2 separate regions of the Homo sapiens genome follow, and region 1 is linked to region 2. A link is an interaction called in ENCODE POLR2A ChIA-PET data of the cell type or tissue named here. Cell type or tissue: OCI-LY7. All regions are shown on one strand. Links, peaks and the distances in the headings refer to the core of each region. The heading gives the core; the rest is flanking DNA.

What was found. Peaks named below come from ENCODE experiments on the same cell type or tissue, not always from the same donor. Only the 100,000 strongest peaks of a DNase experiment are listed, where the experiment ranks them.
Region 1: POLR2A ChIA-PET joins it to region 2 with 7 read pairs; 5 of 35 experiments call an interaction of 5 or more read pairs at or near these places.

What each region holds. Positions count from the first base shown.
Region 1 is chr17:35,373,299-35,377,537 of GRCh38, reverse strand. SLFN11 (schlafen family member 11) reads left to right here and starts at 3,917. Exons shown (of 7, transcript NM_001376007.1): 1 at 3,917-4,064. LOC105371933 (a long non-coding RNA gene) reads right to left here. Exons shown (of 2, transcript NR_171638.1): 2 at 2,683-3,626. It also overlaps the pseudogene UFM1P2. RefSeq lists enhancers at 2,990-3,089, 3,760-3,809, 3,900-3,949. In OCI-LY7, for the core only: no CTCF peak of the experiment used is centred there; no DNase peak of the experiment used is centred there; H3K4me3 peaks cover 801 bases.
Region 2 is chr17:35,178,396-35,182,898 of GRCh38, reverse strand. UNC45B (unc-45 myosin chaperone B) reads right to left here. Exons shown (of 20, transcript NM_001267052.2): 18 at 2,223-2,340. Among named protein-coding and RNA genes, the nearest start is that of SLC35G3, 14 kb to the left of the region's middle. In OCI-LY7, for the core only: no CTCF peak of the experiment used is centred there; no DNase peak of the experiment used is centred there.

The DNA.
Region 1 (4,239 bases), core at 240-4,239, 190 kb before region 2:
CTGCAACAAGTGCAGTTATTACCAATGATGGAATAGGAATAAATCTTGCACAGACTGCTGGAAATGTTTTTCTAAAACAAGGTTCAGAACTGCGGATTATTCCTAGAGATCATGTTGGAAGTTGTTAATATCTGCTACTTGGAACATACGATTGCCTTTCAGAATAAATATTGGTATTTTTTGTTGTTGTAAAATTGAAATCAGGCATTTAACATACTATGAAAACACTAAGAGTCAATGAATAATGAAAGGTGACTCATCTGTCCCTTTTTGTTGTTCATACTCTTCATATGAAGAGGGAATGCATAAGAATTAAGGCTACTACTGTCACAGAAGATCATAGTCTTTGCTACCTCACAACACAAATAGGTAGTTCATTGGGGGGAAATGAATTAGCCAACTGTGTTAACTGCAAGGTTCTGATAATTTTTTTTTTGAGAACAATTTGGAACATTAAAATTTACTGAATCTTATATATTCATCTGACTTAAAAATATACAAAGAATTACGGATCCTGGATGGCAATTTGCTTGATAGCATCTGATTTGCAGACTCATAGTTTGATTTTTAATTAAATATATAGGTTATGATGAAGTCAATAGACATATCAGTGAACAATTAACTATATTAAATTTTTATCATTTACTTTTTCTAAGATTAAAACCTCATGTATTATATAAATTTCAGTTTAGTATCCACAAAAAAATTAAAATAATAATGTAACTCTTATGTGTATAAATTGATGTCTCATACCAGGTTTTAATGTTGGACTTGCAGAATCCAATATTTGTAATGGTGGGAATTCACAATACAGTAGAAGCATCCTTTGCTGAGTTATAGATTCCTTTATCAATCTCTTTTGATACAACTTTTAAAACAAGTATCTTCAAGAAACCATTGGTGTTTTGAGGATAATATTTCTAAATAGCATTCAGGAAGAGAATATTATTGCACAGAAGATCTGATGATCAAAAAAAAAAAAAAGCTCAAGGAGATGCAGATTGAAAGTGCTGACAAGTTATATTTATTGAAGATCCAACTTTTAAGGAAGTGCTAAGATTAGTCACTCATGTGAATAAGAAGCCAGGAAAGGAAAGATGGGGAAACCTAGATGACCAGGCTTCTGTTAAGGAGGAAAGCAACGGAGGAAAACAGTGAAGGGGAACAGAAAAGTGTAGCAAAGTGTTACAGAAAAGCCAACTGGATAGACAACACTGCAGAAGGTAGAGGTTGGGGAGAACTGAAAGGGAAAACAAAATACTTGACATAGTCTTAAGTAGTAGAAGGCAATTAGAGAAAACTAAGTATCTACTGGCCTTGTCAACATACAGACTTCAAAATACCCCTTATGAGAATCCAAAGAATGATGTGTGTAAGGGAAGATTTTATGTGCCCTTCCAGAAGAAATCAGTATCTATGTAAATCTTGAAAGATGAAATCAAAGCTCATAATGATTCAGAATCAGTGCTTGCCCTGCTGTATTCTGTCTGAACGGTGAACTCTGGAAGCAGGGATTGTGTCTGTCTGGCTCTTTTTAGAGCTGGAAATGTAGTGGCTTTCATTAAATACTTGCTGTGAAGTCTCTCTAAGACCAATTATTATCTTAGCATGTTTCAGTATCTTCTCTGTTATAGGCTCTAGGTTCATTGGGGAAAAAGATATAAGAAAATTCAACAGACTCAGCATTTGAAGTGTGCCATTGGTAGTTGTTTATGAAGTTACCAGATATTCATATATGTGACAAATGAACAGCAGGATTATGAATTATCAAAGGAAAAGACATTTGCTGAGGTGAAAAACTCTGGTGTTTGAGGAAGTTTTTATTTTTATAAAATAAAAATATTTTAAAATTTTAAAATCTTATAAATAAAATCTTTAAAATATTATAAAATAAAAATATTTAAAATATTTTATTTTAAAATCTGATGTTCAAACGCCCGTTTCTTACAATAACTATTGAGCCTCAGTTAACCAGAAATTTGTGAACATCCATTTCCTGACTTTTTGCTTTAAATTTTTTCTCCACTGTTTCTAGCACAAAAGTTTGCCTGCTGTGTTGCAGAAATAAATTTATGTTGTCCTCTGCCATAAAGTGATATATTTAATATTTTTATTCTTTGTTTTTGAAAATTATATTGTAAGTTCCTAAAAACATTTTATTAAACAATTAGACATTTTGTTATTAAATAAATGTGATCTGTAATTTCTTTGTGCAGAATGATTTGAAGTATTGTATTTAGTTTACATGCATTGTGGGTTCATAATTAATATCCAATGAAAATACATTTTGTTATATTGTAAAAAAAGAATAATTTTAACAGTAAAAAAGAGATTTTTTATATTTATCTGCATATTTACTATCTTCTGTGCTCTTCATTCTTTTTTGTAGATCTGAGTTTCATTCAGGTATCATTTTCCTTCCAGCTAAAGAACTTCCTTTAATATTTTTTCATAAGAAAGATCGGCTGGTGACAAATTCCCTCAGATTTTCAGATTTCCTTTTTTTTTTTTTTTGTCTGAAGTCATTACTTTGCCTCCATTTAGGTAGGCCTTTTTTGTGGTTGTTATAGGATTCTAGGTTGACAATCTTTTAGCACGTTATAGATGCATGGTTCTGGATTTGGTACAGGTTTGCACAGACTCTCTGTAAACATGTTAAAGAAAAATGGAGAAGCTGCAACATGAGAATACGAAGATTTACTGAAATGAAAAGGTGGTCATTGAAAGAAAGTGGGTTATGAAACAGCATGAACATTATGACCTCATTTTAACAAACGTGCGTAACATACACATAAGTGTAATATGTATGTACATGTATCCATACACACATTGTATATGTATAATGAAATCCGTTTTATTTTCTTACTTTCGCTTTCACTGGAGCCTGTATTAATCAGTGCGGCATTAACCGCTGCTCCCACCCTCGGGCCACTCCGCATCAGTGAGAAGTGGGCCTCCGACAGAGCCGCCCGGGCCTAGGGTTCCGCAAGGCTGGCAGCACGGAGCCCGGCCAAGGGCGAGCGCTCCGCCAAGGATGGGGAGTTGGCCAAAGACAGGAGGATTACAAAATCCAAACACTCGGACAGAATCCTGGCGGGTGCTAAAGACTGCAGCGGGGCAGAAAAGCAGAACGCTGGCAGGTTTTTTTCATATCACTAGCAGCGTGACGGTTACCGGGGTTGACCAAGCACAGCGCACCGGCCGCCGTTAAATCCCACTCTGGCTCGGGGTCTGCGGAGCCTGCCTCAGCCGCAGGCTCCATAAACCCAGCCAGGAACCAAGCGCGGCCCAATCTGCACATCTGCCGCATTTTGGCAAGGGGTCCGGGGTCTGGAACAGAAGCGGAGGCCCAAATTCTTGCCTCGGTCTCCAAGACCCACTTTCTGGGGCGATGGAGAGAGAAGCCCAGCTTGGGATCTGGGCAAGTCGAGCGGGTTGGAAGGGGAAAGCTCTGGCGAGAGCTCAGCTGGACTCTCCGAGGGGTATCTGGAAGGTGGGACCGCAGGCACCGGGAGAGAAGAGGGTGCGAGGAAGGAAACGGCCACCCCGTTGGGAGCGCAGGAGCCGACAGCTGCTTGGGCCTGGGAAGTTCTTCTCTTTCTTCATAATCTTTATTCTTTGTTTTGCTGTAATCCAGATAGATGAATAGATAGATGATAGGGAGGGAGAGATGGATGGAGGGAGCGAGGAGACGGAGGAAGGGTGGGAAGAAGGGGGAGGAAAAAATCCCCAAATTCCCGGAAACTAAGAACTACGTGGCAACAGTCAGAAGGGTGGGAGCTTCTAGGCAATTTAACGCGGCAGAGTTCGCGGGCTTAGCAGACCCGCCCATTGGCTCTTGCATCTCCTGCGTGGGATGTGCGTGGGATGGCGCCAACCCGCTAGTATATAAGGACTCGACCTGGGCGCCTCCAGGGAAACGCTAAGGGGGCTTCGGAAGCGCTGGAGCTTGAGAGGTCAGAGAGGGTCCTTGCCCCCAGCCTGGGACTCCGGAGTTGCGTTTCTACCCGTGCTTCAGGGTCTAGCCCAGCCGAATCCGCGTCGGGCTGTAACTCGAGTGCCAGGTTCGAGAAGGGAGCAGCACCCTTCCCACCCCACCCCAGCCAGGGTGTGGGGTGTGGGGAGGGGCTGGAGGGGTGCGGAGGGGCTGGGGGTGGAGTGGAGTGGGGGTATCTGTGCTTTTCTCCCCTGTCCGGGGGCCCAGCTAGTTTGCTCAGCAGGTTCCCTAAAAAGCGGACT
Region 2 (4,503 bases), core at 246-4,245:
CCCTGATATGTCTCAGAGAGGTATTAACCCCTCACAGCATCTCATCCTCACCCCTCTGCACTACTGTAAAATCTAGGTGGTCAAGTCTCAGCGCATTCTACTGGGCCAGGTTTCCTAGAAGTGGAACTCCAAAAGGGGACCAAGATCACAGCTTCCCAGATGTGACCCTCTACCTGCATCTCCCTGAAGCTGGAGCAGTGGTCATGGGAGGTGAGAGCATGGCAGAGGTCACCATATATCAGAGGGGTCAGCATGGCCCCCTCTCATGGGACACAGCTGCCCTTACATGGACTACATTCCCCCATTTCTCACATCTCGATGTGGTGGTGGCCTAGTTCTCATAGATGGAACATGAGTGGAAGTGATGTGTCACTTTCAGGCACCTCTCCCTCAGTCTGTCTCCCCATTCACCATCAGAATGGAATCCACTCCCAGTGTGGCAGAGGAGAAGACAGTTCTTGATGATCAAAGAAGCCTGGATCCCTGAGTCAGCTTGAAAGTGAGCCACCCGGCCGGGCGCGGTGGCTCACGCCTGTAATCCCAGCACTTTGGGAGGCCAAGGCAGGCAGACCACGAGGTCAGGAGATCAAGACCATCCTAGCTAACATGGTGAAACCCCGTCTCTACTAAAAATACAAAAGATTAGCCAGGGGTGGTGGCACGCGCCTGTAGTCCCAGTTACTCGGGAGGCTGAGGCAGGACAATTGCTTGAACCCAGGAGGCGGAGGTTGCAGTGAGCTAAGATCACACCACTGCACTCTACCCTGGGTGACAGAGCCAGACTCCATCTCAGAAAAAAAAAAAAAAGTGAGCCACCCAATCCAAATAGGACTTTGACATGGTGAGCAAGAAATGAACTTCTATCCTATTGGGACCACTGAACATTTTGACTTGGGTTGTTGCAGCAGCCGGTGCTCCCATAGGAAAGGTTGCCTCCCTCCTCCCATTACCTCTCTCAACCTCTCAGCCTCCCCGCCCATCTCCTTGGACACACTCTCTGTCTCCCCTATGGCTGCCAGGCCCCCAGCCCAGCCTTAGGCCAGTTCCCTGGTAGACCCTGGTAGCTTCATTCCCCCTGACTTTAATATGCTTTTTTTTTTTTTTTTTTGAGATGCAGTCTTGCTTTGTCACCCAGGCTGGAGTGCAGTGGCATGATCTCGGCTCACTGTAACCTCTGCCTCCCAAGTTCAAGTGATTCTCATGTCTCAGGCTCCCGAGTAGCTGGGATTACAAGCACCCACCACCATGCCTGGCTAATGTTTGTACTTTTAGTAGAGACAGGGTTTTGCCATGTTGGCCAGGCTGGTCTCGAATTCCTGACTTCAAGTGACGCATCCACCTCAGCCTCCCAAAATGTTGGGATTGCAGACATGAGCCACCATACCTGGCCTTTAATCGGCTTTAATGGGTTAGGTTTTCCCCTATAACAGTGAGAAGGTCTAAGGTTCAGGTGTTGAGGGTAAACAGACTGGGTCTCACGCTAGCCCCTATGTGAGGGCCCAGGAGGGACATTCGGCTTGGCCCTCATGTTAATGAAGGGCCTCAAACTTAGACCCTGCTGTTATCTCTGATAAGATTACACATACAGTCACAGCAGTACTCTGACAGGATGGGGAGAAGAAGACATTCACCAGATGGGTATCATTTGTCCCATGACTGGACCATGAAGCCTACGGCATGTTCTGAATTCATTTTATTTTTATAAACCCTGTAATTATTCTGTGCTGAGTACAGTTATATTGCATTGCAATTTCTATGGGAACAGTGGTAGTTCATTAAATGCTGACATTTGAGACATCCTAAAATGGCTGATAACTGTATTTGGCATTTCTTCATTTTTTTTATATATGTGGAGCTTCAATAAATGCAAGTGGTCTAGCCTTCCTTGACCTCTGAGAGGCCCTGGTCTCATATCCTGCTTTGTTTTAAGGTTATTTGGGCCTAAGTAACTTAGGGAAATGGTGCCTTCCACCTCATCTAGCCCAGGGTCTGGATTGAAAGCCCCAGCTTTGTATTTTTTCCTTTATGCATATCTTTCTCTCAGGGCCCCTACAGGGAGGGGGGCTATAATCTAGGAAATATTTAGGGATTCCTGGATTTTCTGCCCAAAATGCTACCTTAATGCCATCATAAGAGCTCCCGATCTCACCCCAGGCCCTGACCCTGGCCTGCCTCTCGTGCCTTGATCACGCCCGGGTCTCCATCCTGAGCCCCTGCCTCACCTCCTTGTGGAGCACCATGTTGCACATGCACTCGGTGGCCGCCTGCCGCAGCTGATCATGATTCTCAAACATGTAGTTCTCGATGTCTGGCAAGGCCCTCTCCTTAAAGATCTTCTGCCTAGGGTAGGAGGGTGGAGGAAGAAAGACCCTTGAGTCTTCTGCCGTGACCATAGGGGTTTTCTGGCCACCCAGGGACCATTCTTCCATTCTGGTGCTGTCCTTCCCACATCCTCAGCCAGCATGGTTTATGTGGCATCACACTGCCCCCAGCTCTAGGAGGGGCACCATGGGCCTCAACTAAATTGTATAGCATGGCATCCTGGCCACAGCAGTGGGTTCTGGATATCACCCAACTGGAGAGCCTCTGTATTATTGCAGTAAAGAAATTCTCTCTCTCTCTCTCTCTCTCTCTCTCTCTCTCTCATCCTGGATGTAGATCCAAGAAGATGTGAAGGCCAGAACTGCCCTTATAACCATGAGAGAGCAGAAAAGCCCATTGAGAATTAAAGCAATACAGAAAGGAGAGGAGAGACAGAGAGAACAGGAACCTAAGGCAGCTTTGTAAGCCCTGCATCAAGCCACACCTGAATCTTGTTACCCCAGACTTTTTATCTACATGAGCCAATAAATTTCCTTTATGCTTAGGCCTATTATAGTTAAGTTTTCTGCTACTGGCAACCAAAAGAATCCCAACCCAGTACATGCTGACATACTCCTGCTTCCAAAGAGGAATACATTTTATCCCACTATCCACCTGGATATCTTTTTTTTTTTAATACTTTAAGTTCTAGGGTACATGTGCACAACGTGCAGGTTTGTTACATAGGTATACATGTGCGTGCCATGTTGGCTTGCTGCGCCCATCAACTCGTCATTTACATTAGGGTATTTCTCCTAATGTTATCCCTCCCCCAGCTCCCCACCCCCAACAGGCCCCGGTGTGTGATGTTCCCCGCCCTGTGTCCATGTGTTCTCATTGTTCAACTCCCACCTACGAGTGAGAACATGCGGTGTTTGGTTTTCTGTCCTTGTGGTAGTTTGCTCAGAATGATGGTTTCCAGTTTCATCTATGTCCCTGCAAAGGACATGAACTCATCCTTTTTTATGGCTGCATAGTATTCCATGGTGCATATGTGTCACATTTTCTTAATCCAATCTATCATTGATGGACATTTGGGTTGGTTCCAAGTCTTTGCTATTGTGAATAGTGCCACAATAAACATACGTGTGCATGTGTCTTTATAGTAGCATGATTTATAGTCCTTTGGGTATATACCCAGCAATGGGATTGCTGGGTCAAATGTTATTTCTAGTTCTAGATCCTTGAGAGCCAAATCATGAGTGAACTCCCATTCACAACTGCTACCAACAGAATAAAATACCTAGGAATCCAATTTACAAGGGATGTGAAGGACCTCTTCAAGGAGAACTACAAACCACTGCTCAACAAAATAAAAGAGGACACAAACAAATGGAAGAACATTCCATGCTCATGGATTGGAAGAATCAATATCATGAAAATGGCCATACTGCCCAAGATAGTTTATGGATTCAATGCCATTCCCATGAAGCTACCAATGACTTTCTTCACAGAATTGGAAAAAACTACTTTAAAGTTCATATGGAACCAAGAAAGAGCAGGCATAGCCAAGACAACCCTAAGCAAAAAGAACAAAGCTGGAGGCATCATCAGGGTCAGGTATCACGCTACCTGACTTCAAACTATACTACAAGGCTACAGTAACCAAAACAGCATGGTACTGGTACCAAAACAGATATATAGACCAATGGAACAGAACAGAGGCCTCAGAAATAACACCACACATCTACAACCATCTGATCTTTGACAAACCTGACAAAAACAAGAAATGATGAAAGGATTCCCTATTTAATAAATAGTGCTGGGAAAACTAGCTAGCCATATGTAGAAAGCTGAAACTGGATCCCTTCCTTACACCTTATACAAAAATTAACTCAAGATGGATTAAAGACTTAAATGTAAGATCTAAAACCATAAAAACCCTAGAAGAAAACCTAGGCAATACCATTCAGGACATAGGCATGGGCAAAGACTTCATGACTAAAACACCAAAAGCAATGGCAACAAAAGCCAAAATTGACAAATGGGATCTAATTAAACTAAAGAGCTTCTGCACAGCAAAAGAAACTATCATCAGAATGAACAGGCAACCTACAGAATGGGAGAAAATTTTTGCAATCTACCCATCTGAAAAAGGGCTAATATCCAGAATCTACAAAGAACTTAAACAAATTTACAAGA